Regions from separate parts of the Homo sapiens genome. Here regions 1, 2, 3 and 5 are each linked to region 4. The links are chromatin loops, found by intact Hi-C in ENCODE. Cell type or tissue: dorsolateral prefrontal cortex. All regions are shown on one strand. Region 1 overlaps SLC15A4 (solute carrier family 15 member 4). Region 2 has its middle 41 kb from the start of SLC15A4. Region 3 has its middle 28 kb from the start of LINC02418. Region 4 has its middle 7.4 kb from the start of TMEM132D. Region 5 overlaps GLT1D1 (glycosyltransferase 1 domain containing 1).

Evidence for each region. Hi-C counts contacts between places; a loop is a spot of excess contacts. Peaks named below come from ENCODE experiments on the same cell type or tissue, not always from the same donor. Only the 100,000 strongest peaks of a DNase experiment are listed, where the experiment ranks them.
Region 1: a loop joins it to region 4, with 3 times the contacts of the local background. A loop is called at or near these places in 25 of 110 quality-filtered maps.
Region 2: a loop joins it to region 4, with 4 times the contacts of the local background. A loop is called at or near these places in 26 of 110 quality-filtered maps.
Region 3: a loop joins it to region 4, with 8 times the contacts of the local background. A loop is called at or near these places in 11 of 110 quality-filtered maps.
Region 5: it touches region 4 in a loop (6-fold over the local background); 20 of 110 quality-filtered maps call a loop at or near these places.

What each region holds. Positions count from the first base shown.
Region 1 is chr12:128,796,083-128,801,082 of GRCh38, reverse strand. It overlaps SLC15A4 (solute carrier family 15 member 4), which reads left to right. Exons shown (of 8, transcript NM_145648.4): 6 at 74-229; 7 at 1,666-1,824. Among named protein-coding and RNA genes, the nearest start is that of SLC15A4, 25 kb to the left of the region's middle. RefSeq lists enhancers at 3,285-3,579, 3,573-3,802, 2,720-3,919. In dorsolateral prefrontal cortex, a CTCF peak has its summit at 2,354 (motif pointing right); DNase peaks (open chromatin) are centred at 1,908 and 4,182; H3K4me3 peaks cover 504 bases; H3K27ac peaks cover 4,231 bases.
Region 2 is chr12:128,780,182-128,785,181 of GRCh38, reverse strand. No RefSeq gene overlaps it. Among named protein-coding and RNA genes, the nearest start is that of SLC15A4, 41 kb to the left of the region's middle. In dorsolateral prefrontal cortex, a CTCF peak has its summit at 2,698 (motif pointing left); no DNase peak of the experiment used is centred here.
Region 3 is chr12:130,011,447-130,016,446 of GRCh38, reverse strand. No RefSeq gene overlaps it. Among named protein-coding and RNA genes, the nearest start is that of LINC02418, 28 kb to the left of the region's middle. In dorsolateral prefrontal cortex, CTCF peaks have their summits at 2,086 and 2,287 (motif pointing right); DNase peaks (open chromatin) are centred at 1,836 and 2,306; H3K4me3 peaks cover 1,192 bases; H3K27ac peaks cover 988 bases.
Region 4 is chr12:129,908,921-129,913,920 of GRCh38, reverse strand. No RefSeq gene overlaps it. Among named protein-coding and RNA genes, the nearest start is that of TMEM132D, 7.4 kb to the right of the region's middle. In dorsolateral prefrontal cortex, CTCF peaks have their summits at 2,059 and 2,264 (motif pointing right); a DNase peak (open chromatin) is centred at 2,300; H3K27ac peaks cover 818 bases.
Region 5 is chr12:128,966,554-128,971,553 of GRCh38, reverse strand. All of the region lies in intron 11 of GLT1D1 (glycosyltransferase 1 domain containing 1), which reads right to left. Among named protein-coding and RNA genes, the nearest start is that of GLT1D1, 120 kb to the right of the region's middle. In dorsolateral prefrontal cortex, CTCF peaks have their summits at 1,778 and 1,977 (motif pointing left); DNase peaks (open chromatin) are centred at 430 and 1,973; H3K4me3 peaks cover 589 bases; H3K27ac peaks cover 2,149 bases; H3K27me3 peaks cover 1,843 bases.

The DNA of each region.
Region 1 (5,000 bases), 1.1 Mb after region 4:
CCAACATCAGATTTTTAGATTAACTGTAAATGTTAATAAATGAATATTACACTAACCTACTTTTGAATTCTAGGAATTTTGGAGAGTAAAAGGCTGAACCTTGTTAAAGAGAAAACCATTAATCAGACCATCGGCAACGTCGTCTACCATGCTGCCGATCTGTCGCTGTGGTGGCAGGTGCCGCAGTACTTGCTGATTGGGATCAGCGAGATCTTTGCAAGTATCGCAGGTGAGGACCTTTAGTGCCGGAGGTGTCTGAGTCCAGGCACAAGCGTGAGCGCTCGGGCATTCTGACTGTGCTGTTGGAATATGTTGAGACAAGGATAGCACAGCACTTCTGTAGTTTTTGGCAGTGTGTGGTTTAGAATATGAATCGCTAGGTAAACACACCAGTGCTGAGGTTCTCCATTCTTTGTGTAAAAACAGTATCGCAAAATATTTTCATGAAAGTTTGTTAACTACCTTGTAAGTGCCACAGGACAGAGAAGAAGAAAGCAATCGTGGTTGGATAGTTCCCAGCGGAGCCCTCGGCCATGCTGCCGTGGTGGCTGGGCTGAGCTCACAGCTCTCAGTGCGCTTCGTTTAGATGTACGTAAAGAAGCAGATCTAATTTTTAGAAACGTGTTCTCACAGGCCTCCCTTTTCCTATTAGTGAGATCCTGCAGTGGTTGAACAAGTGTATTCTGGGCAGATCTGTCCGGCTGCTGAGAGTGAGAGAGAAGAGAAGATGAGTGATATGCAGAGGTGGATGGATGTGTGGGTAGTAGTCAGTGGTGGTTTTCACTGTAGAAAACTCATCCAGAATTGGCTAATGAATTTGTAAAGGGAATAAATCACAACGGAATGGACTTCTATTTAGAATACACTACAAATCTCCGTGTCTAGTTATAAAAATCTAAATTTATAGATGGGCCTGCCAAAATAGTTTTGAAGTCTATTGCCCTTGTCACGGTGGCTCATACCTGTAACCCCAGCACTTTAGGAATCCGAGGCGGGTGGATCACCTGAGGTCAGGAGTTCGAGACCAGCCTGGCCAACATGGTGAATCCCTGTCTCTACTAAAAATACAAAAAATTAGCCAGGCATGGTGGCACGCACCTGTAATCCCAGCTACTCGGGAGGCTGAGGCAGGAGAATCGCTTGAACCAGGGAGGCGGAAGTTGCGGTGAGCCAAGATCCTGCCATTGCACTCCAGCCTGGGCAACAAGAGCAAAACTCCGTCTCAACAAAAAAAAGATAAAGTATATTGCCTCTGAAATAGAATCCTTATGTAGATTTCCCAGTTTAGTGTGTGTACTTTGTTTTCAAACTCCCATTCCTTGACAATATAGGAAAATTTTTTCTCTAATCTCTTTAAGGAACACAAAAGTCTAAGAGCCAACAAATCACATTACCTTTAAGCTTGAGAGCAAGGAGTTTAACTTTCTGCTCATTGAATTTATTAGGAATTATCCTAATGGCTAGGAGAATGAACAGTTGGCCCATAGCCATTGATTCTTGGTCGCTAGTAAGCATCGTCCTCCTAATAGAAAAGAGGTTGTGCCTGTCTGCAGGACTCAGTCCCTAGGAGACCCCACGCTTCCTCTGCTATATTAGGTGAAAGCTTTGATCCCATGTGTTAAAGTGCCCCTTTCACAAAAACGACCCTCCCTTTTCTTTCCTCAGGCCTGGAATTTGCATACTCAGCTGCCCCCAAGTCCATGCAGAGTGCCATAATGGGCTTGTTCTTTTTCTTCTCTGGCGTCGGGTCGTTCGTGGGTTCTGGACTGCTGGCACTGGTGTCTATCAAAGCCATCGGATGGATGAGCAGTCACACAGACTTTGGTAAGAGCCAGCATCCTGTCCCTTTTGAAAATAGCCAGTGAGGGGGAGGCGCAGGCACTCAGGAGATGGCTGAGTGAGCGGAGGTGTTTTCACGTGGATGGCCTGTCCCGAGCTGCCTGTCCACCGCTCCTTCCACAGCACTGCTCTGTGCTGCTTGCATCACTGTGTTTCCTTACATCATGAACGGTTTTCAGGAGACAAGCAGGCCTCTCTTCTCATCCCAGGGGCCAAGCCTGCCCTGGCCACAGCCCAGCGAGCAGCTGCTGCAGCCACCGCTCCTTACGGGGACGTCCTTGACAGACAAGCACCTTCTCCACGCCCGTCCAGCTCAGTCTTCGTGAGGCAGCTGAATCTGTACCCCAAGCTTCCCTTTCTTTAACTTGGTGGTGTACTTTCGTTTTCTTTTCCTAACAGCACCTTTTCTGATACGAAAAAGACAAGATAGATAGTAAGTTACTTTTAAAAATAAACATATTACTTGTGATCAATCATAATGGGTTTTTACAATTAATACCAGTAGGTGGCATCTTGAGTGTTGAACAGAACCACTCATAAAAGCTGAGTTTTGCTTTCTCCAGGTTTACGATGCCTTTAAATGGACCCAGCAAGCGAAGGTTTCTTCTTTCTTTTCCTTTGTAAAAATATTTTATCTACAGAAACAACCTTGTTACTTTTTCTTGTATAATCATGTGGCATTTGCTCTGGTCCGGTAGTACTTAGCCACTTTTAGGTTACAAATCCCCTTGAGAATCTGGTGAACGTTTAGGGACTTTTCTGCAGAAATTGCAGAATTCCCAGAGCCCTTCCATGAGTATAGGCCTGTGGAGTCCTAATGTAAAGCCCAGAACTCCAAGCCACCAATGTCCCATGGACACTTGTCACTGATGTTTTCTGGCTGTGGGTGCCACCTCCATGGCCAGCTCAGGGCTGCTTGCTCTGAGGAGGACATGTGGATTTGGGGCTGGTGTTTCATTCCCACCTTCTCCTGAAGATGAACAGCCCGAGGAATAAGATCCTCTTGTGGTACATGGGACAGACTTCCTTCAAAGAAAGACCAAAGTCCATAGTTCTGAAGACGAAGATTCTGGTTCTTGGTTTTTGTTTTATCTTTAAATGTGTCATAAAGGATTGGCTGGTCATTCTCGTTGCTTTCTAGTCATTTAATCCTCATTCTTAATTTAATTTCACATCTCAGAGTTGACCTTTCATTCATCATTTCTGTCTGACAGGTTGTTTGTGGACTTCCCCTGCATTGGTGCTCTCAGGGCGTGTGTGCTGGGGATGGGCCAGGATCTGTCTGTTGTTTTCAAGAATGGGAAATGTTTCATGAAGGAGGCGTGTTTGCCAGCAGCCCCCAGGCTGTGCCCCCTGGCTGCATGGCAGCCTCCTTGGTTCACACCAGTAAGGAGAGTTGGAGCTCATCTGTCGAGCAGCCCTTGGCGTCCTGGGTAGAGAAATAAAGGCTGTGACATGGGAAATCCACAGGAAGCCCGCTCCTCAGAGAGAGTTCTCCCTGAATTTGTGTGGCCTTGGAAGGAGCAGCAGCTCTCAGGCCAGGTTCCGGGGGTGTCTGTGCCACCCTTATCCCTGGCCCTACCTCACCATCTCGTGACCGACACAGGAAATAGCTTTCTGTAAAGTCACAGCACTGTGAAGGGAGAGTCCCCAGAGTTTTGTTACATTGTGTTTTTCTTACCGACCTCCCAGCAGGCTCCTTTTATTAGTGTTATTTAAGCTGGGGAGAACGTGCATACCATAGTAAAGGTCTCTAATCTTAAGCACAGCTTGCTGTGTTTGCAGTCTGGATCTCAGTGGAGGAACTTTTGGAAGCCCTCCTTGCCTCTCTCCTTAGTTTACTGCCCCCCTCAGAAGGTAAACCTGTTCTATTCCAGCGTTGGTCCCCACAGGTTACCCTCGCCTGTCCTGTGCTGGGCTGTGGCTGTCTCCTTTCACTTAGCACTTCTGTCTGTGAGCATCTCCCCTGTACTTCTGAGTACTGCTCCTTCGTACGAGCCGTCACGAGGCATTTATCCATGCTGTTGTCGGTGGGTGCCCAGATGTTGGCAGTGTGGGGCTGTTGTGAATACCTGCCCTGCCTGTGAGCCTGGGGGGCGGGTGCGCTCATTCCTTGGGGACCCAAGAGTCTGTCTTGTCAAATGTCAAAACCCTAGTGTTTGCCATCTTCCTGTGTAATTATCCTTCTGTCTGTGAAGAGGCCCAGGAATGCACGGCAGGTTTTCTCCCAGGCGACTTAGGCGTTTCCGAATACCCTGTGTAATGCCACCCTGAGACAGACCCTGACGAGGCGTGGTGTGTCTGCCTGCGGGCTTGGACCGCACCTCCACTCCCGCAGGGCCGCGCAGCCTTCAGTTCATGTGGCCTCAGCCTTCAGTTCACGTGGCCTGCCAGCTTTAGCTCGGGAAGTTTTCAGTGACTGGTACATTTGGGGAGACTCGTATTTCAAAATAGGCACATAAAATGATGTCGTTTATATTTTGATGACAACCTCGTCTCAGTAGCGTCAAATGCCAGTGTTGGGACAGCAGTGACAGCTAGTGCCAGGCTCCAGGAAGCTGGGGTTTGCATTTCCACTGAGTGCCCAGGACAGAGCCTGGTAGGTCGTAAGGGTTGAACGAATAGTGTAAAACATCTGTTGAAAAAATAAAGCTTTAGTCTGGTAGAATTCAGGGTATTAGCAGCTGTCTTTCTAAATCAGTAGACACAGGAAATGATCTTCTTTAATTGGTGTGAATGAGCACTCTTTAAAAATGTGTGAGATCTCACCATACAGATGTGTGGGTTTTTTTTTTTTTTTTTTTTTTTTTTTTTGAGATGGAGTTTCACGTTTGTTGCCCGGGCTGGAGTGCAGTGGTACCATCTTGGCTCACTGCAGCCTTTCACCTCCCGGGTTCAAGTGACAATTCTCTGGCCTCAGCCTCCCAAGCAGCTGAGATTACAGGCGCCAGCCACCACGCCTGGCTAATTATTTGTATTTTTAGTAGAGACGGGGTTTCATCGTGTTGGCCAGGCTGATTCTGAATTCCTGACCTCAGTTGATCACCCACCTTGGCCTCCCAAAGTGCTGGGATTACAGTCATAAGCCACTGCGCCTGGCCCAGACGTGTATTATATTGTGTTTATTTGATAAATGCACTGTTGAACATGCAGTATATGTT
Region 2 (5,000 bases), 1.1 Mb after region 4:
TGGGCTGTCACATAGGAATTTTACCAGGCACAGTGTCTGGAGTGACCAGTGAGTCCCATTTCAGACTCTGACCTCCAGAACTGAAGAATAATACATCTGTGCTGTTTTAGGCCACCAGGTTTTCGATACTTCGTTGAAGCAGCAATAGGAAATGAATGGAGGATATTGGTTTGAATGTAGTAAAACTTCCAGGCCGCACTCACGTGCTTCGTCATGTTTTTGAAGCTACAGAAGTAAGTGATCATCTCACAGCCCTAAGGTAGTTCAGCATTCTCTCCTGGGTCTTTTGAATTTGGGGAAACCAGGGACTGGTTCCCTACCCCAGCTCCCCCGTAGGCAGCATGGTGAAGCTATCCTATGCCCCAGGGCTGAGATGGGGCATGAAGTTGAATGGAGTGCCAAAAATCTTGGTAGCCAGGATAAAAAATATTTAACTCAATATTTTAAAAACTCAAAATTAATGCAAAAAACTCCATGATGAAAAAAAGGCTGCAACAGTGAACACAGGCAGGACTGTTTCTGCCCTTTCAGACTCAGCCGCCCCCACCTCTCCTGCCAGGCCCTGCTGCACGTGGTCACTCCGTTTCTCAGCCCTTGGACTTGTCTATTTCAGACTGTAACATCCCTGGCACTCCCCCACGCGCAGCACAATCTCTGGCTACTCTGAAATGTAAATGGGTGACTTATCCAAAGCCACCTAAATGAGCCAGAATTTACAACTTCACTTCTATGTAAGTCATTTGTCTTTTCTAGAGGGAAGGAATGGACACAGTTCAGGGAGCATCAGAGAAGCTTCAGGGTGGATTTATGCTCAGCATTTAAAATCTTTAACCCAAACCAAGCCCGGTATACCCAAAGGACTTCCCGCTTACTGCTCTTTAGGGCTCAGATATTTCAAAGACATAAAGCAAACCACACAGGTCAGCATTTTTCTAATGTTCTGGACACCATGCTGAGTTCAAATCGACTCATTCACAATGAATCATAATAACATCGGAAGCAATGCCAAGAGAGTCAGAGAGGCCGGGCACAGAGGCTCACACCTGTAATCCCAGCACTTTGGGAGGGTGAGGCAGGCGGATCACTTGAGGTCACGAGTTCAAGGCCAACCTGGCCAACAGGGCAAAGTCCCGTCTCTACTAAAAAAACACAAAAATTAGCCAGGCGTGATGGTGAGTACCTGTAAGCCAAGCTACTCAGGAGATTCTCAAGTCTCCGCTGAGGCAGGAGAATCACTTGAACCCAGGAGGCGGAGGTTGCAGTGAGCCAAGATCACACCAGCGCACTCTAGCCTGGGTGACAGAGCAAGACTCCCTCTCAAAAAGAGGAAAAAAAAAATTAGCCAGACATGGTGGTGAGCACCTGTAAGCCAAGCTACTCGGGAGGCCGAAGCACGAGAATTACTTGAACCGGGGAAGTGGAGGTTGCAGTGAGCAGAGATCGTGCCTCTGCACTGCAGCCTTGGCCACAGAGAAAGACTCTATCTCAAAAAAAAGGAGAGTCAGAGAAGAAGATTCAGCCTGGTTATCATTGTGCATCAGAGGTCGTTCATTCATTCACTCCCATCATTCAGTCACTCAACAAATATCCCTCAGCCACCTGTATATTTATGCTGTAGCTCCATTTTAGACAGGGACACAGCAGTGAACTAAACAGGAACTCAGCTTTCCTGGAGCCCACATTTTCATGCAAGAGACAGAGAATAAACGTGTCATCAAACAGTCACATATCAGAAAGTGAAAGCGTTTTGAAGAAGCAATAGAAGATGATGTGATGCATGATGAAGATGGAGGAGGGGGTCTGCCTTAGGTTGGCTTGTCCAGGGACGCCGAGGGACCAGGAGCCAGCTTGCTAATATCGAAGGACAGAGTTTCAGGCCAGGAGAACTAAGGGAAAAGCCCAAAGTCAGGAGAAAGCTTGATGCATGCAGTGAACAGAAAGAAGGTCTGGGAGGGAGATGGGGGAGGCAGGGCTGACGTGTAGAGGCGGTGAGTAACTCCACACAGAGCAGGACTCCGGAGCAAACCACTTTCTTTTTTTTTTTTTTTTTTTTTTTTTTTGAGGTGGAATCTTGCTCTGTCACCCAGGCTGGAGTGCAGTGTCATGGTCTTGGCTCACTGCAACCTCCGCCTCCCGGGTTCAAACAATTCTCCTGCCTCAGCCTCCCAAGTAGCTGGGATTACAGGCGTGTGCCACCATGCACAGCTAATTTTTGTATTTTTAGTAGAGACCAGGTTTCACCATGTTGGTCAGGCTGGTCTTGAACTCCTGACCTCCAGAGATCTGCCTGCCTCAGCCTCCCAAAGCGCTGGGATTACAGGCATGAACCACCGTGCCCAGTGGCAAACCACTTTTTTTTTTTTTTTTTTGAGACAGAGTCTCACTCTCGCCCAGGCTGGAGTGCAGTGGCGCGATCTCAGCTCACTGCAACCTCTGCCTCCCGGGTTCAAGCGATTCTCCTGCCTCAGCCTCCCGAGTAGCTGGGATTAGAGGCGCCTGCCACCACACCCGGCTAATTTTTGTATTTTTAGTAAAGAGGGGAATTTGCCATGTTGGCCAGGCTGGTCTCAAACTCCCAACCTCAGGTGATCCGCCTCCCAGCAAACCATTTTTTAAGGATAGCCCCCACCTTCCGTCAAGCAGTTGGTGAGATTCCCATTAGATGTCCAGCATTTCTTATTCAGCCTGCTATCTAGTGGCCGAAACATAGAACTACAGGCTATTTTCAAAAACTGCAAAGAAATTTTCTTGAATGCCTCCAACAACGAAATTGTGCAGAGAAGAATACCGTTAGCTTTTGCCAGAATGTTCGTATGGAACCTGGTCACTCAAGTTGTTTTTCCAAAACCTCTTAGGTTCAAAGTCAATACGATTTTTGAACACACCAGTCGTCTGTCATGTACGGGGACATACGCCCTTGCAGATTTGCTCCCGCACTTTGAGAGAATGAACATGCCTCAAGCCTGGGCTTCCCTGGAAGACAGCCTGAGATGCGGCCTCAGGAGCAGGAGTGAGGAACAGGGAGTGAAACCGGGGAGAAAGGAGAGTAGGAGAAAGAGAAGTTCCGGAGCTGGTGGCCACCCTGGGTGCCTGGGGCCGGACTCCCTGGGTCCTTTGGAGGAGCCTTTTCAAATGCATCTCAGAGCTGTCTGCTTGGGCACAAGACAGGGTAGGCGGGGGAAGCTATCCATTGGTCTCATCCTCCCTCCACGAGCATGATTCCTTGAGCATAGCTGCCAGCTCCCGGGTTATCCAAGGGCCAGTGCTGAGCAGGTTTCCAGGCATCCCCACTGTGGAGTCAGAGGTGAGTTCTGGAAAGTCATCTAGGTGAACTGAGGGCACTCCTCGCATGGGAAGACCCGAACAGAGACGGCCAACTCAGAGGCGCTGACCTGGACAGACGCCTTGCACACACGCTGGAATTTTTCCCAAGACAGAAATGGTCTGGGAACCGCCAATGGGGCACTTCCCAGAGCGTTGGATCCAGACACCCTCCCCTCATTCACCCGGTTCTTCCAGGGACTAGTGTTGGCCCCTGTGAGTTCCAGGAGCCGGCGTTTCCAAAGCTGCTTGCTGTGCTGGAGGAGATTTTCATCCTGAGCCTTGGACCAGGTTGGGGCGGGTCAGATCCTGAGGCTACAGGAGGCCGAGATCACCAACAGGCACTCGCCGGCCGTGTGTGGCATTTGGGGACACTCTGCTCAGCTTGGAGATTATTTTCTTCAGTTGAACTAATAGCTCGGTGTCCTCGCTAGGGCTGCTGCAGGACCAGATTTCCACTGACTTCGTGGCTTACCCAACTGGAATTTATGCTCCCTGTTCTGGAGGCCAGAAATCTGAAATCACAGTATTGGCAGGTCTGGCTTCCTCCAGAGGCTCTATGCCTCTTCCATCTCCTGGTGGCTGCCAGCGTCCCTTGGCTTGTGGCGGCATCGCTCCCATCTCTGCCTCTGTCTTCACTTGGCCTCCTCTCTGTGTCTGTGTCCTTTCCTGTCTCTTAAAAGGACACTTGTCGTTGGATTTAGGGTCCACTCAATTACAAATGATCTCATCTCCATTCTCTTTTTGTTTTTTATTTTTATTTTTTTCTTTGAGATGGAGTCTTGATCTGTTGCCCAGGCTGGAGTGCAGTGGTGCCATCTTGGCTTACTGCAACCTCCGTCTCCTGTGTTCAAGCGATTCTCCTACCTCAGCCTCCCGAGTAGCTGGGATTACAGGCACCCGCCACCACGCCCGGCTAATTTTTGCATTTTTAGTAGAGGGGTTTTCACCAAGTTGGCCAGGATGGTCTTGAACTCCTGACCTCAGGTGATCCGCCCGCCTCGGCCTCCCAAAGTGCTGGGATTACAGGTGTGAGCCACCGTGCCCGGCCCTCATCTTCATTCTTCATGACACCTGCAAAGGCCCTGTTTGGGAATGAGACCACATTCTGAAGATCTGAGTGAGCATGAATTTTGGGGGAACACCATTCAAACCACTAAACACACTGGAGAAAGAATCAGGGGATTTTTTTACTTTAGAAAATCCAGACTTCTGGCCAGGTGTGGTGGGCTCACACCTGTAATCTCTGCACTTTGGGAGGCCAAGGCGAGTGGATCACCTAAGATTGGGAGTTCGAGACCAGCCTGGCCAACATGGTGAAACCCCATCTCTACTAAAATTACAAAAATTAACCGGGCATAGTGGTGGGCGCCTATAATTCCAGCTACTCAAGAGGCTTAGGCACGAGAATCACTTGAGCCCAGGAGGCAGAGGTTGCCATGAGCTGAGATTATGCCACTGCACTCCAGCCTGGGTGATAGAGTGAGACTCTGTCTCAAAAAGGAAAAAAAAAAGAAAAAGAAAAGAAAGAAAATCCAGACTTCCAAAGACATCAGAAAATTGGTCAAGATTGGATTCTAGGCCCTAGGCTGTCTCCTTTGGAAGGGGCATCTCTTCTGAATTGCTGCAGTTCTGGTGGCTCAGAAGAGGCACACCTATACCCTCTCCCTGGCTGGTTA
Region 3 (5,000 bases), 100 kb before region 4:
CCAGAACCCACACTGAAGGAGCAGCCACTCCCTGGGGGGGGTGGGATAGCGCACTGTCCTGGTGCCTGCATTCCATCCGCCAAGGTCCATCCCCTGGGCAGTCCAGGGGCAATGGAGTGGGAGGTGCATTCTACCCACGGAGAAGCCAGGGAGGGGGAGAGGGCTGGAGGAGCTGGGATCCAGTTATATAATCCACCACACACCCTTTCAAGGCAGGAATCAGAGGAAGACAGAATCAGCTCCGGACCCTGGGGGACACACATAGCTCTGTCTCCATCGAAGGCTGTCCAGCCTCCACCTTGGCTCCCTCTCTCACTCCTCACACCTCTTGTTGGCCATGGCTGTAGTGCCAGGGCACCCCGAGCCTGTGCAGGCATCTTTCAGCAGACGGGCACTAACACATAGCGGCTAAGCGCATAAATGCTGGGTGCTGGGTTCAAATCCCAGGTTATCTGGGTGGTTTTGAGCAAGTTATTGGACCTCTCTGAGCGTTGGTATCTTTGTCTGTATAATGGGAATGATAACAGCATCTACCTCATAGTGTGTTTGCACAGATTAGATGAGTTGGTATGAGTAAAACACTTAGAACGGTGCCTAATGTATTGCCAGCACCATGGAAGTGCTGATGCTGTGCAAGCCAAGCCCCCTTCAAACTTATGTCTCAGTTTAAAATGTGGGTGTCCCACCCGAAGGCTCCCGAGAGATGGCTGGTCTCCCTTTCCAGGGATGTTACTGCACTACAGAGATTGCAAATTGGCAGGCCAGAGGCCAAAACCAACACGCACACAGCTTGTTTGGTCTGTCTAGGATTTGAGAAAAATTGGAATTCATTCATAACATTTAAAACTTCGAGACGTCCCAGATTCATTTAGAAAGACGGGAAGAGGTGGCCAGGTGCTGTGGCTCTCGCCTATAATCCCAGCACTTTGGGAGGATGAGGCAGACAGATCACGAGGTCAGGAGTTCAAGACCAGCCTGGCCAATATGGTGACACCCCATCTCTACTAAAACTACAAAAATTAGCCAGGTGTGGTGGCGCATGCCTGTAATCCCAGCTACTCGGGATGCTGAAGCAGGAGAATTGCTTGAACCCAGGAGGTAGAGGTTGCAGTGAGCCGAGGTCATGCCACTGCACTCCAGCCTTGGGCAACAGAGTGAGACTCCCTCTCACGAAAAAAAAAAAAAAAAAAAAAAAAAAAGGGAAAGAAAGATGGAAAGAGGCTCATGCCTGTAATCCCAGCACTTTGGGAGGCTGAGGTGGGAAGACTGCTTGAGGCCAGGACTTCAAGAAAAATGGGAAGATCCCACAAAACTGGGCCCTCCCATCCCATATGTGGAGACAGAGAAGCAGCTGCCTGTTTAGATGGGGCACTGCCCCCCTTTCACCCCCGCCCTCCCCGCTCCCTAGGCACGCTGGAGGGTAACACCTGGGATCTCCTGGGCTAAGGACAACACAATTCAGGTTAATTTCACCTGCCTCTCTTTACTTTTTAAAATGTGGCTGCTGGAAAATTTAGCATCATGTATGTGGCTCGCGTTGTGTTTCTGTCAGACAGGGCTGGTCTCCAGTGACAGGTGACGCAGAGGTGGAGGGTGACTGGTGACAGGCTGGCTTCAGCTTAGGTCATTGGGGTGCGTGGTCTAGGGCATGTTAGGGGTCGTGTCTGAGCTCTACTGTTGACATCTGGAGAAAGGGCTCCTTATGACACACCTCGCAGGATTGCAGTGTTGATGAAGTGACTTTGATTTTAAGAGCCCGTCGCTGTGTAAACGCCAGCTCAGTCTAAGGGTGGCTGGGGTTCGTGGCACGAGAAGGACGTAACAGCGCCACCTGGCATCCTCTCTCTCCTTGGCTTGAGTTGTTACTGAATTCCTAATTTCTGATGGGTGAAATTAACCTGAATTGTGTGTTGCCCTTAGGCCGGGGGATCCCAGGTGTTACCCTCCAGCGTGCCTAGGGAGCGGGGAGGGCGGGGGTGAACGGGAAGCGGTGCCCCATCTAAACAGGCAGTCTAGCTATCTCCACATGTGGGATGCTCCCAGTTTTGTGGGATCTTCGCATTTATCTTGAACTCCCGGCTTCAAGCAATCTTCCCATCTCAGCCTCCCAAAGTTCTGGGATTACAGGCGTGAGCCTCTTCCCATCTTTCTAAGTGAATCCAGGACGTCTCGAAGTTTTAAATGTGATGCATCTCTTTACCACCCGGAGAGCTATTCGCAGAGAAGGTCTGAGCTGATGGAGGGATGGACGAGGTCTTGAGCACAGAAAGCTTCCCGCAGCAATATCGTCGAAGGACACAGGGGGGCAGCATCGCATCGCATCGCATCGCATCAGAGCTCCTGCCCGCACCGCTGCCGCTGCAGCCTCCTCCGCAGCGCCCCGCTCGCACCCCGCCACTCTCCTTGCCCTCTTTCCGGAGGCTTCCCTGCTTTGGCTTGACCTTGACCTGTCCTTGTCCTTCAAGGCACCATCCTCTTCCTTCTCTCTTTAATTTCCTCTCCCCTAATCCTGCCACTCCCAGCCCCCGTCCCAAGCAGTTTATTTCAGGACCAGCAGAGCCAAGGACACAAGGACCGTCTGTCAGAGTCTAGAACGCTCAAGATGATCTTCTACCCGCGTGCCCGTCCTGGCCCTGACCTCATGCACAGAAAGCCCGGTGTTTCCACGGAAGACTTCCCAGGCTGTAAATCACGTCCTAGTCTGACTTGCTCCGCCTTGAAGCCGACTGGAGAAAATGTCAAGTTTTGATACTTATTAATTTTTGCATAGTTTGCACCACAGCCAATCTTAGGAACTGACAGTGCTATGGAGTGTATAAGGGTAGTCGATTTTGCACGTTAACTTCGCGAGTCTGTGGTGCCTGGTTGTTGGCCCAATACTATTTAGATGTGAAGATATTTTGCAGATGTGATTAATATTTATAATCAGTTGACTTTAAGTAAAGGAGGTTACCCTTGTAATGTGAACGAGCCTCTCCCAATCTGTTAGAGAAGAAACGGAGGACAGACCACTTTAAACGCACGGGCATTAAAGGGATTTTTGTAGAAGTTTAGGATTTTACAAAATAAATTGTGCATGCACCGTTTGTTAGCGACTGCTGGAAAATTCACCTGTGCACCAGCCCTTTGTGTCTATTATGGGGCACAGAGGCAGCCCCTTGAGTGGGTATAGAAGGACAAGCTGCTGTAACAAACAGGCCCCTACGTTTTAAAGAAGAAATTCTGCCTCAAGATTATAACATAGAAATTCTGCCTGGGTTTTTAGCCTGCTGGCGTCCCCTGCAAGTCACCACTACAAGAAGGCCTCCACAGTCAGGAACCAGTTCCTTAAAATCTCTCTTCACTTAGCCATTTATCTCCGTCTATCATCTATTCATCAATTACCTATCCACCTGTCTATCTATCTACCTGTCTCTCGATCGATAGCTCTATCTAATCTACCTACCTATCCTACCTATACCTCTGTCTATTATCTATCTACCTATTCCTCTATCATCTATCTACCCACCTACCTATATATCTCTATCCGTCTATTATCTACCTACCTCCCTATACCTGTATCTGTTGATCCATCTATCTAATCTATCATCATTATCATTATATCTTTCTTCCCCCGAACACACACACACACTCACACACACTCTCACATACACTCTCACAACACACACTCACAAACTCAGACACACTCACGCTGTCACACTCACACACACTCACTCTCACACTCACACACTCGCTCTCACACACTCATACACTCTCACACATTCTCACACACACAGTCACACACACTGACACAAACACACACTTTCACATACACACACACACACATTCACACAAACTCACACACACATTCGCCGCCTGTGGGTTCTATTTCTCTGGAGAACCCTGCCTGATACAGGCGTCATGCCATGTTCCCAAGAGGAAGCCTGAGGCTGGAGGACCCTGAGCTTTGAGCCCACCGCTGCATGGTTCACTTCCTACAAAACTGCTCTCCCCCCTTGGAAGAGTACTTTCAAACAGGACGTATCACTTTAAACACACGGGCATGAGAGCGGTGTCTGTAGAAGTTGAGGGTTTTTATAAACCAATTGTGCATGTCCTGTTAGAGCCTGCTGGAAAACTCACCCATACAGGGGCCCTTTGTGTGTACTGTGGGACGCAGAGCAACCCTGGTGTGGGCACGGAGGGACCAGCTTCTGTAACCAACAGGCCCCTACGTTTCAAAGGCGCCTCACCATAGTCACGCGCTTTCCAACTCACATCCGCAGCACACACAGGGGCCCCTGGATGGCAAAGCTGGCAAGAGGAGAGAAAGTAGAGAAAAGACAGATTCCTAGATACCTCAGCCCATTTCACAGTAAGAGGGAAACACCAGTGGGGGCCAGGAAGAGGCACTGCCGGCGGGGCTCATGGTGGATGGGGCAGGACAGTTGTGTTAGACCTCAGCATTTCTGCCTTAGCCTCTACCCAATTTCTTTTCTTTAATGGGTTCTTCTTACACTTCTACCACAAAATTCCAGCCAAGGTGATACGGTTTGGCTCTGTGTCTCCACCCAAAGCTCCTGTTGAGTTGTAATCCCCTGTGTTAGCGGAGGGGCCTGCTGGCAGGTGATTGAATTAAAGGGGTGGACTTCTCCCCTGCTGTTCTCAATAGTGAGTGAGTGGTCATGAGAGACCTGCTTGTTTTAAAGTGGATGTTGCCTCCTCCTGCTCTCTCTTCCTCCTGCTCCAGACACGTAGGACGTGTTTGCTTCCCCTTCCTCCATGATGGTGAGTTTCCTGAGGCCTCCCCAGCCATGCAGAACTGTGAGTCAATCAAACCTCTTTCCTTTGTAAATTACCTGGTCTCAGGCCGTTCTTTACAGCAGCGTGAGAACAGAGTCATACAAGGGGGATTCTGCGTTCGTTACTGCGATTACTGTAACTAGAGCCAGCTTTCCAAACAGATCCATCCTTAAAAGTCCAGTGCTTAACCTGAGTGTGTGCACGGAGGGTGGGAGGTG
Region 4 (5,000 bases):
CACTTGGTCCGATTTAGGTGCCACCTCTAGATTAATCTTCAGCTACTGCACTGTTTTGCATTTGAAACACAGTGGGTTTCATCCAGCACGAGAAGGTGGATGATCAGAGCATCTGCAATTTATTAATAGGCATCCACTCAAGGTAGGCACATATGTGATGAACACTAGTTTTGTTAGCAAGGAATATTTAGCTAAATTGTCATTTTTTGAAGGCTAATTTTAGAAAGCATTTTGAAATATCTGATAAATACATGTGTTTTAAGCACAGATTTTTCATAATGGATTTTATAGAAGTTATTTCCAAAGTGGTCCCAGTTCAGGAGTTCCAGATTAAAAGGAAAAGAAAAGAGAAGAGAAAAACAAACCTAAACAGCTTGGAGTTTAGTTCACTTGAAACAGTCCCTGAGAAACAGCCAAGGATACTCATGAATAGCCACTTTCAGATCAAACTGAAAATATTGACTAGGAGAGGCCAGTTTTGGCAATGAGAAGTGTTTTCTTGTTAGATTTTTTTTTTTTTTGAGACAGGGTCTCACTCTCTCACCCAGGATGGAGTGTAGTAAATCATTGCTCATTGCAGCCTTGAACGACTGGCCTCAAGCAATCATTCTGCCTCAGCCTCTCAAGTAGCTAGGACTACAGGAATGTACCACCACACACAGCTACTTTTGCTTATTATTATTATTATTATTATTATTGTTTTAGAGATGGGGTCTCACTATGTTGCCTAGGCTGGTCTTGAACTCTTGGACTCAAGCGATCCACCTGCCTCGCCCTCCAGAGTAGCTAGGACTGCAGGCGTGTACCACCACACCCAGATAATTTCCCTTCCTTTTTTTGTTTGTGGAGATAGGGTCTCACTAGGTTGTCCAGGCTGGTCTTAAAATCCTGGACTCAAGCAATTCTCCCACCTTGGCCTCCCAAAGTGCTGGGTTTACAGATATGGGCCACTGTACCTGGCTGGATTTTTATTTTCTAAATTATTGTATCCTTATGGCAGTGTTTTTAAAAGGCAACAATAACTGTGTCTATGACTTTCCTCTTTCAGTTTTTTTTTTCCTCAGCTCTAATGTGAGAAGATTGTATTAGGTGATGGCTGGGATGCTCCAACCCTAAGATTCTCCACAATACTGGCATGATTCCGAATTTCTTACAAACCCTCTTGTCTCTAACTCACACGCAAAATCATGTTCTTCCAGGGCAAGACATAGCGTGCTCCCTGACTCTTCCCCACTGCTTCCTTCCTTCCCTCCCTCCCTCGCTCCCTTCCTCTCTTCCCTCCCTCTCTCCCTCCCTCCCTCTATCCCATCCCTCCTTCCCTTCCTTCCTTCCTTCCTTCCTTTGTTCCGTCTTCCTCTCTCTCTTTCTTTCTCTTTTTCTTTTTTCTTATGCAACACTGAAGGAATCAGTATTTTTGCTTTTCTTCCAGTGACTCATTTTATCTTGGAAAGCAGTTGCTATAAACTATGTATCCCCAGAATTCATCTGTGGGAATCTTAAGCCCCAGTGTGATGGTGTCAGGAGGATGGGGCTTTGGGAGGTGATTAAGTCAGGAAAGCAGAGGTCCAGGAGCCCCCTGGTCTCTCCTCTCCCACCGTGTGAGGTTATGGCAAGGAGAAGGTGCCATCGACGGGCCAGGAAGCAGGTCCTCACCAGCCACTGCATCTTCTGGCACTTTGATCTTGGACTTCTAGGCTCCAGAAGTGATAAATTAAAGTCTGTTTTTTTTAAAGCCGTCCAGCCACGGTATTTTTGTTATAGAAGCCTGAGCAGTCTAAGACAGTAGGGTGGTGATGGAGGACAAGGGAAAAGTGGAGGATCCTGCTGGCAGCCTCTAGTCTGGAAACGATCCATGTGAATAACCAACATTATAAAATCTCAGTGTTGGGTGGCTGTACTCACTGGAAAGTGATCAGTTGTTTGGCAGATTTTAAAGAATGACTGAAGTTTGACTCAAGAATGTATATGATATAAATTCTCATGTTTCAATTTTTAAGTCAATTGCAAGATAATTTATATTTTAGGCAGCATGGAGGGTGCAAGATAATAGCTGTAGACACCGAATTGCAGGATTTCCTGAATGAAAGCGTGTGAGCTTGGCCATGTTATTTATTAATTTGGGATGATAAGACTCATTGCCAGTTTTTAAAAATATAATTTCACCCATGAAGACCTGACAACGTGTGCATGTTGGGTATGAAGGGAGATGTCAATGCGTTTGTTCTTGGAGGAAGAAATAGTTGTCCTGAGCTGCCACCTCTGGAGCACTAGGGGTCACTGCAGGTCCACTGATGCCACAAGCAGGGCGCCTGAGCGCGCCAGGTCTGCTGCCAGCTGTGTGTGGGTCCCACTGCCAGGCACGGCTGCTCTCCCTGGCTGTGCACAAGAAAATGTTTTAGGATCCAATCTCCAGGTGCCCCCCTCAACCTTTCTGACCTGTTAAAATAATAATCTAGTGTCAAATACCATCAATCTGGTGTCACATATTCTACTATTTGGGGTAATTTAAAATTACCTTGTAAGCCAAATACAGAAGAATACCCTCCTGCTGCTGCGTTTATTTCCAGACCCAGAGAGCTCACTATTGTCCTCAGTCACTTTTTTTGAGACTGGAATCTCTCCTGTGATGAGTCAAACATTTGTTGACAGAGAACTGGCCATATTTCATCCCAAGGGAGTAATCCCAAGCAGATCCGTTTCAACACCAAGCCAACACAGGCTTTCTGACAAAATCAAACACTGGCATGTAAGAATTGTTAGATGCAGGCTGGGCGCGGTGGCTCACGCCTGTAATCCCAGCTCTTTGGGAGGCCGAGACGGGCAGATCTCTTGAGGTCAGGAGTTGGAGACCAGCCTGGCCAACATGGTGAAACCCCGTCTCTACTAAAAATACAAAAATTAGCTGGGTGTGGTGGTGGGCACGGGCACTTGTAGTCCCAGTTACTTGGGAAGCTGAGGCAGGAGAATTGCTTGAACCCAGGAGGCGGAGGTTGCAGTGAGCTGAGATCGCACCGCTGCACTCCAGCCTGGGTGACAGAGTGAGACTCTGAATCAAAAAAAAAAAAAAAAAAAAAAAAAAAGATTGTTAGAGGCAGTCTTCTTAAAGACGTTTGTGCTATGTGGAGGCAGGGTCTCTTCGTTCCGACTTGGACTGGCTCATCTGTGGGGAGGGAAGAGGACAAAAGTGGCCCTTTACTCTCTTACCATGGAAATCTCACACAAAGAAAGGCACACCGCTCAGCGAAGTTAGTTTTCACAAAGAAATTGGAGTGAACATTAAGTTAATTACTTGAGGAAATTAGGGGGCTTTTATTAAGAGAAAAAATTGAGTTCCTCTAAACCAGAAGTAGCCACAACCCTTTTATTTCAATTCATGTGCTCACTCCCCAAAGCACCCTTTAATAACGTCTAAATTGGGCCATTGACACTATCCTCAGACTTCAGCTTTGAAGCTGGTGTATACATTGACAAGCAACAGCATCTTGCGTGTTTACGTTCTCTTTGATGTTGGCAAACTCAACAAATTGCTGGATAAACCCTTTCCCTTGTTGGCCACTAAGAGCTCCTCTAGGGCAGGATTAACTCCCTGTGTATCCATTTCATAGACACTTTTTAATTTTCCTTTTTGGTACAGTAGCAGAGGAGCTATTTTCTTCAACAATAATCGTGGGATGTGTACGTCTGAACTGAAGATCTCTGCAATGGGTTAATTGATTCCCTGACAAAGGCCTCTGTCATCTAAGAACCCAGCCCTTCAAGTCCATTAGACACATTGATTTTAAGCGGACAAAAGAAATCAAATCGTTTGGATGCTTAGCTCCGAGAAGTAAATTGATCTTTTTGATGCACGTCAAATGGACTCATTACGGGCTCGTGCTGCAGGCCACATGATTGCCAGTTTTCTCTTTTGTTTGAGGTCAAGTCCTCTTGGAGGGATGGACAGGGACTGAGTCTGTTCCTGGGGAGGCCGATCTCTGGTGGGACACCCCCTCTTCCTTCTTATTGTGTGCTGTTAGCCGAGCCCCCATAAAGGGAAGGCCCACACCCTGCAAGTGGGCTGCAGAGTGCCAGTTCTCAGTGATCACAGAGGGAGACACCCTAAACAGAGCTCACAGCTGCTCACACAAACCACGTGCTGGCAGATGGATTTCCAAGTCCGGCCTGGACCTCAGTGTCAGTCAACCCCACCACCTCATTTTCTCCATCCTAGAAAACCCCACCGGCCCAGCACAGGGCATGTTCTGAAACCGCAGGGTCGGGACTTGCTAGATGAGAAATTAATACAGGCGTTCTTGAGAAAGAAGAGAGAGACCAAACATCAGAGTGGAAAGGAGACACAGGTTCAGCATTCCAGGGGCCACTACACACTCATAGCTCTGAACGCCGACAGGATGCCCCGGCATGTTGTGCTGTCTCTGAGCTGTGCGGGTCTTGTCTGGCCGGCCTCCCTGGGCTGGGCCTGCGATTGTTCCTGCAGCCACCTGCCTGGCACACGCAGAGGCCTCTGGATTTGGCCCAGTGGGAAGCAGAACAGGGGCCCCGTGGAAGGGATGGGAGTCTGGCATGCTACATTTTACCAGACGCACCTGTGCCTAGCCCCTGCCTCTGTGGTACTATTGGTACGCCAAGAGATCTTCCGAAAATGTGAATGGGCTCCTACAACTTCCCCGCTTGAAGCTTCACTCTGGCTTCCTGAGTCCTGACGAGGCCCCTGCATCCTCTGTCTCCTGCGCCTCCCCTGTACCTCCCCTCCCACCATGCTCTCCCTGGCTCACTAAGTTCAGCCACATGGGGCTTTCTGCTCCTCCACCCTTTGTGATGCCTCATGGCCTTTGCACCTGCTGTCCCAGCCACCAGGCAGGTGTATGACCCGGGTCTGCACTCTGAGGATCCTTCTCATGAGAGAGATTACGCTGCTCCAAGAAGCCTTTCTCGACCTCTCCAAAGGGCAAGTCATTATGATACTTGAGTTCTTCACAGGTTCTTCCTGAAAGCATCTT
Region 5 (5,000 bases), 940 kb after region 4:
GAAGAGAGAGAAGGAGAGAGAAAGGGACAGAAGGAGAGAGGAAGGGAGAGAGGGAGGGAGGTAGAGAGAGGGAGGGAGGGAGGCAGAGGGAGGGATGGAGGGAGAGAGGAAGGGAGGGAGGAGGAGAGGAAGGGAGGAGGGAAGAAGGGAGAAAGGAAGGAGGGAGGGAGAAGAAATCAAAGAAAATGGGAGCAAAGAACAGATGAAGAAAAGGAGGGAGGAAGAAAGGAGGGAGATGAAGGAAGGAAGGAGGGAGGGAGGAAGGGAGGGCAAAAGAAAGACAATTTCTAAGCCAAAAGCATTTACATGGGATCTAAGCACCCAGGCAGGAGTAGGCGATCCTGTCGTTTTGCCGCGTGGCACTCAGCACCAGAACCTGTGACTGGCATGAAACTGTCAGAGACTACTTGCTAGGCATGGGGACAAAATCCGACAGGTGCCAATGATTGGGCGGGATGACTGCTGTCATCTGCGACTTTGAAAAGAAAAAGAAATGAGAGCAGTTAAAGTACAAGTGTGTGGCGTGCTGCATCGCTCACTATCAGATGAAAATAAAAAAACACGCCCTCTGGAAGGGTTGCGCCTTGTACGCCGGGGCATAATCATCCCTTCCAGTACTCACTGAGCACCCAGTCCATATCAGAGTCCCTGCGAGGGACAGCTGATGAGTAAACATGCCTGACTGCTGCCCTCGGGAAGCTTCCAGGCTGGGGACTGGTGTTTATAGATGGCAAAGAGTGCAGTGTACACAGACACAGGTGCGGGGACAGAGGAAACCCAAATGGGAACCCCAGTCACAGTGGGTGGCCACGAAAAGTCCTTCCAAGGTGATTTCAACCAAGAAACATTTGAGGAGGTGCCAGCCGTGGGCGCAGCTCGGTTAGAGACAGAGGGTGAGCAAAGCTCAGGTGCCGGACAGAGAAGCCTGGAACGAGGAGGGGGCAGCGCAAGCTGTGCAAGGCCTCAGAAGCCAGGCCAGCAGTGGCATTTTCTTCTAGGTGCAAAGGGGAAGCCACCAGAGGGTCCTCAGCTGCAGTGGATAGAAGCGGACTTTGACTTGGTGCCTGTGGCTGCGGGGAGGGAGTGGGCGGGCTGGAAGGAGGAGGCTGCTGGAACAGCCCAGGCAAGACCCTACAGCCCCTCGGTCCGGGAGTGCAGTGGAGATGGGGTCCAGCTGCGTTTGCAGACAGAGCTCAGGAGAAGTGGGACAGATGGGAAGTGGGGCTCAGGGGAGAGGGCGCGGCGGGCTTGGGAGCCCAGGACCCAGGACGGTGTGCCCAGCTGCTTGTGCACGCACCTGCAACAGGCAGGGGCTGAGGCTCCAAGCAGGCCTTCCCCTGCAGCATTACCCCTAAGGCTGCAGCCCACCGGGGTCCTCCACAGACCCTGGCCCGGCTTCTACCAGTGCCAACATGTCACCATCCTCTTCCTTCTGAATTCCAGGATACCCCAGAAACGGCCTTCGGAGCTGATTCCTACAGCAGCGTTGTTTTGATGTGAGGCAAGCACCCCGCTGACTGGGGACTGCATTTGTCAGGGCTGACACAGATCACCAGGAGGCCTCCAGGAAGCGCACACAGGCAGAGGCAGGGGGAGGGGAGGGTCTCTCCATGCCTGGCCCCTCCCCTAATCACAGTCCCCAGCTGGAGCCTGCGGGCTCACACTCCTGGCAGGTGCCCAGCAGGCTTTGCAGAGCAACAGGTGCACCCACGCGAGGGCCCAGGAGATGGTGGAGAGCCAAGTGTCAGGATGACGCAGAGATGCCTCCTCCTGTTCTCAGAGGTGGGGACTGAGCTCACAGCGGGAAGGAAGCTCTTCTCTCTCTGCCTCTTCCCTCTCTGTATTTTCAGAGAATTCCAGACGCGATGCAAGCAGGATGCTCCCTGCTTGGTCAGGAGTGAGGCGGCCAGGAGGAGCCCCGAGTGCCTCCGCACCTTGGTGATGGCCCAGCCTCTGTGCCTGAGCAGTGAGCCCCACCTTGTGGCTCACCCGCGTCCTGGCCCTGCTTGCCGCGCAGCAGCTCAGTGCACACTCAGCTCGGTGCACACCCAGCTCGGGGCAAACCTGCCCTAGGGGCTGCACAGTCAGCCAGGGGCTTCTCTTCCCACCTCTGGCTGCATCCAGGGGCATCTACACCCAGGGTGGGGCTCAGAAATGGTCCCTTCTCCCCAAGAATACAGAGAGAATCAGGGTGAGAAGAACCACTTTAGAAAAGGGTTAGGTGTAAAACAGGAGAGGAGGGGAGGGAGGGAGACAGGGAGAGAGAGAGAGAGTGAGAGAGAGAGCTAGAGACTGAGATAGAGGTAGAAACAGAGACAGAGGAAGAGACAATGAGAGAAACAGAGACTGAGAGGAAGGAAGGCTACAGAAACAGAGACAGAGGAAGAGACAATCAGAGAAACAGAGACTGAGAGGGAGGAAGGCTACAGAAACAGAGACAGAGAGAGACACAGACAGAGAGGAGGACGAGGGCTACAGAGACTGAGAGAGTGACTATGAGAGACAGAAAAAGACAGAGGGAGAGAGGAGCTACAGAGACAGACAAGGAGATGACGAGACAGAGGCAGAGGGAGAGAAAAAGGGAGGCACAGCAGGAAAGACGGGGCCGAGTGAGGAGGAGTTGCCACGGCAGCAGCAGGGAAGGGGGAGAGCAGGGCCATTTGTGCTCCTGGCGCTGCCCGAGCTCAGGCTCTGCAGTCAGACCCAGTCCTCACCCAGCTCTTCACCCCACCCAAGTGGCCCGAGGCAAGGGACCCACCCTCTCTAGCTCACTGGAGAATCTGTGTCCCTAACAATACACCAGCCCAGGCACCCAATCACAACCCCCAGGCAGGCTGTCCCTATGCTGCTCGGGTGAGGTTTACATCTGTTGTCCTAGTATTATTATTATTGAGACGATGTCTCGCACTGTCACCCAGGCTGGAGTGCAGTGACATGATCTCGGCTCACTGCAACCCCCACCCTCCGGGTTCAAGTGATTCTCATGCCTCAGCCTCCTGAGTAGCTAGGATTATAGGCACCTGCGACCCTGCTCAGCTGATTTTTTGTATTTTTAGTAGAGATGGGGTTTGGCCATGTTGGCCTCGAACTCCTGACCTCAAGTGATCCACCTGCCTCAGCCTCCCAAAGTGCTGGGATGACAGGCGTGAGCCACTGTGCCCAGCCTGGTGTCCTTGTATTATTATTAGTCCACTCTCAAATGCTTCCCAGTATCGTACAATAAGCCACCAGGTCACACTACTTGGAAATCCACATAAGTGACCGGGCGCAGTGGCTCACGCCTGTAATCCCAGCACTTTGGGAGGCCGAGGCAGGCGGATCACGAGGTCAGGAGATGGAGACCATCTTGGCTAACACTGTGAAACCCCATCTCTACTGAAAATACAAAAAATTAGCCAGGTGTGGTGGCAGGCGCCTGCAGTCCTAGCTACTCGGGAGGCTGAGGCAGGAGAATGATGTGAACCGGGAGGCGGAGCTTGCAGTGAGCTGAGTTTGCGCCACTGCACTCCAGCCTGGGCGACAGAGCGAGACTCTGTCTCAAAAAAAACAAAGCAAAACAAAATCCACATAAGTTTTGCATTAACCTCCAATGTAGTTCACACATGCTTTGTCCCGAGTTTCCTCTGGGCTTAACTGGAAATCCAATCAACGCAGCAGGATCTGCATCTCGGATTTCATGCTGAGGACCTACTGTGTGCTGTGCACGGGCTGGTGCTTACACATCCTGGATGCGTTGAACTTCCAAGAATTATAGATGTTACGTTAAAACACTTTTAAAACATAAGAGAGAAGTAATATGTTACATAATGTTGGCCAGTGGCCTCCCCAAATCCGTAAGTAGAACGTAACTCGAAGTAAGAGTGAGACGGGAATTTCTCCCTGGGTTCTCAGTGCTCTGCACCGGGTGGGAATCCTGCTGTGGGCTGATCCCAGCACTTAAACATAAGTGCTTTCCATATTCCACGGCTTCCCCTAGTGCACAGCGCTGCAAGCTGTGAACGCGGTTGAGTATTGGCAGGTTTTTTTCCAGGGGAAGGGAGAGGCAATAGTGCATGTGCCCTCCCTCAGCTATTCCCCAAAGAGAGGTCATGATCTCCACTCTCCCGAAGAAGCATCGAGCAGAGGGCAGGAGAGGTGTCCAGGATCACTCAGCTTCCAAGAGCAAAACTTGAGATCTCAGCGCAGCCCTGCCTGAATGAAAGTTTGGAGGCTGATGTTTTCTACCGGGCCTCACATTTCCCAAACATTAAACCGTTGACTGACTATTAAAGCCATTAGCGTTTGAAGAAAAATAAGCTATCTTTAGTGAAAATGCAAGTCACATAGAACACTATGGCCAGAGCCCAGCCCATTCTGGATAAATGCTAGCTCTGGTCAATGTCATTATTCCAGAACTTATGTTTTTCTATAGCTGTGCACCATACAAACAGAACCTCCAAGCAAAATAGGTTTGAGCTACACTTTAAAAGTCTGACCCTGGGACAGTGTATAGATTCACAGCTTCTATTAAATGTCAAATGGATTTTAATTTCGAAGCTATAAAACAGAGCAATAAAATACCTAGGAAAATAGCTCAACCCTTTTCTACTTCTTAAAAGGAGAAATAACAGGATTGTGGCGGTAAAGAAAAAATCAATCTTTAGTAGGTTTGGAAAGCTTTGCTTAAATTGAAGTTTTCCAGGGGTGAGGTATATAGAAATAGAGATTATTCTGTTCCTACCAGGGCTGAATATGTTTAATCGTCATTTTTTAAAAAAAAATTAAAAATGGCTTTTTATTCAGTTCAGTAGGCTGTCCTCATAAGCTCCCTAAAGCAAACTTCCCTCCAGATTCCCATTATCTTTGTGCCAACAGCTGCCACCCCCACCCCGGGACCCTGTGCTCACCATTCACCTGTCAACACACATTTAGTGCCAGGTGCTGCCCAAGTGCTGGGGCTGCGTGCAGAAGAGCACAAAACCCCCCAGATGAGGCCTCACTTCCCCATTTTACAGTTGGAG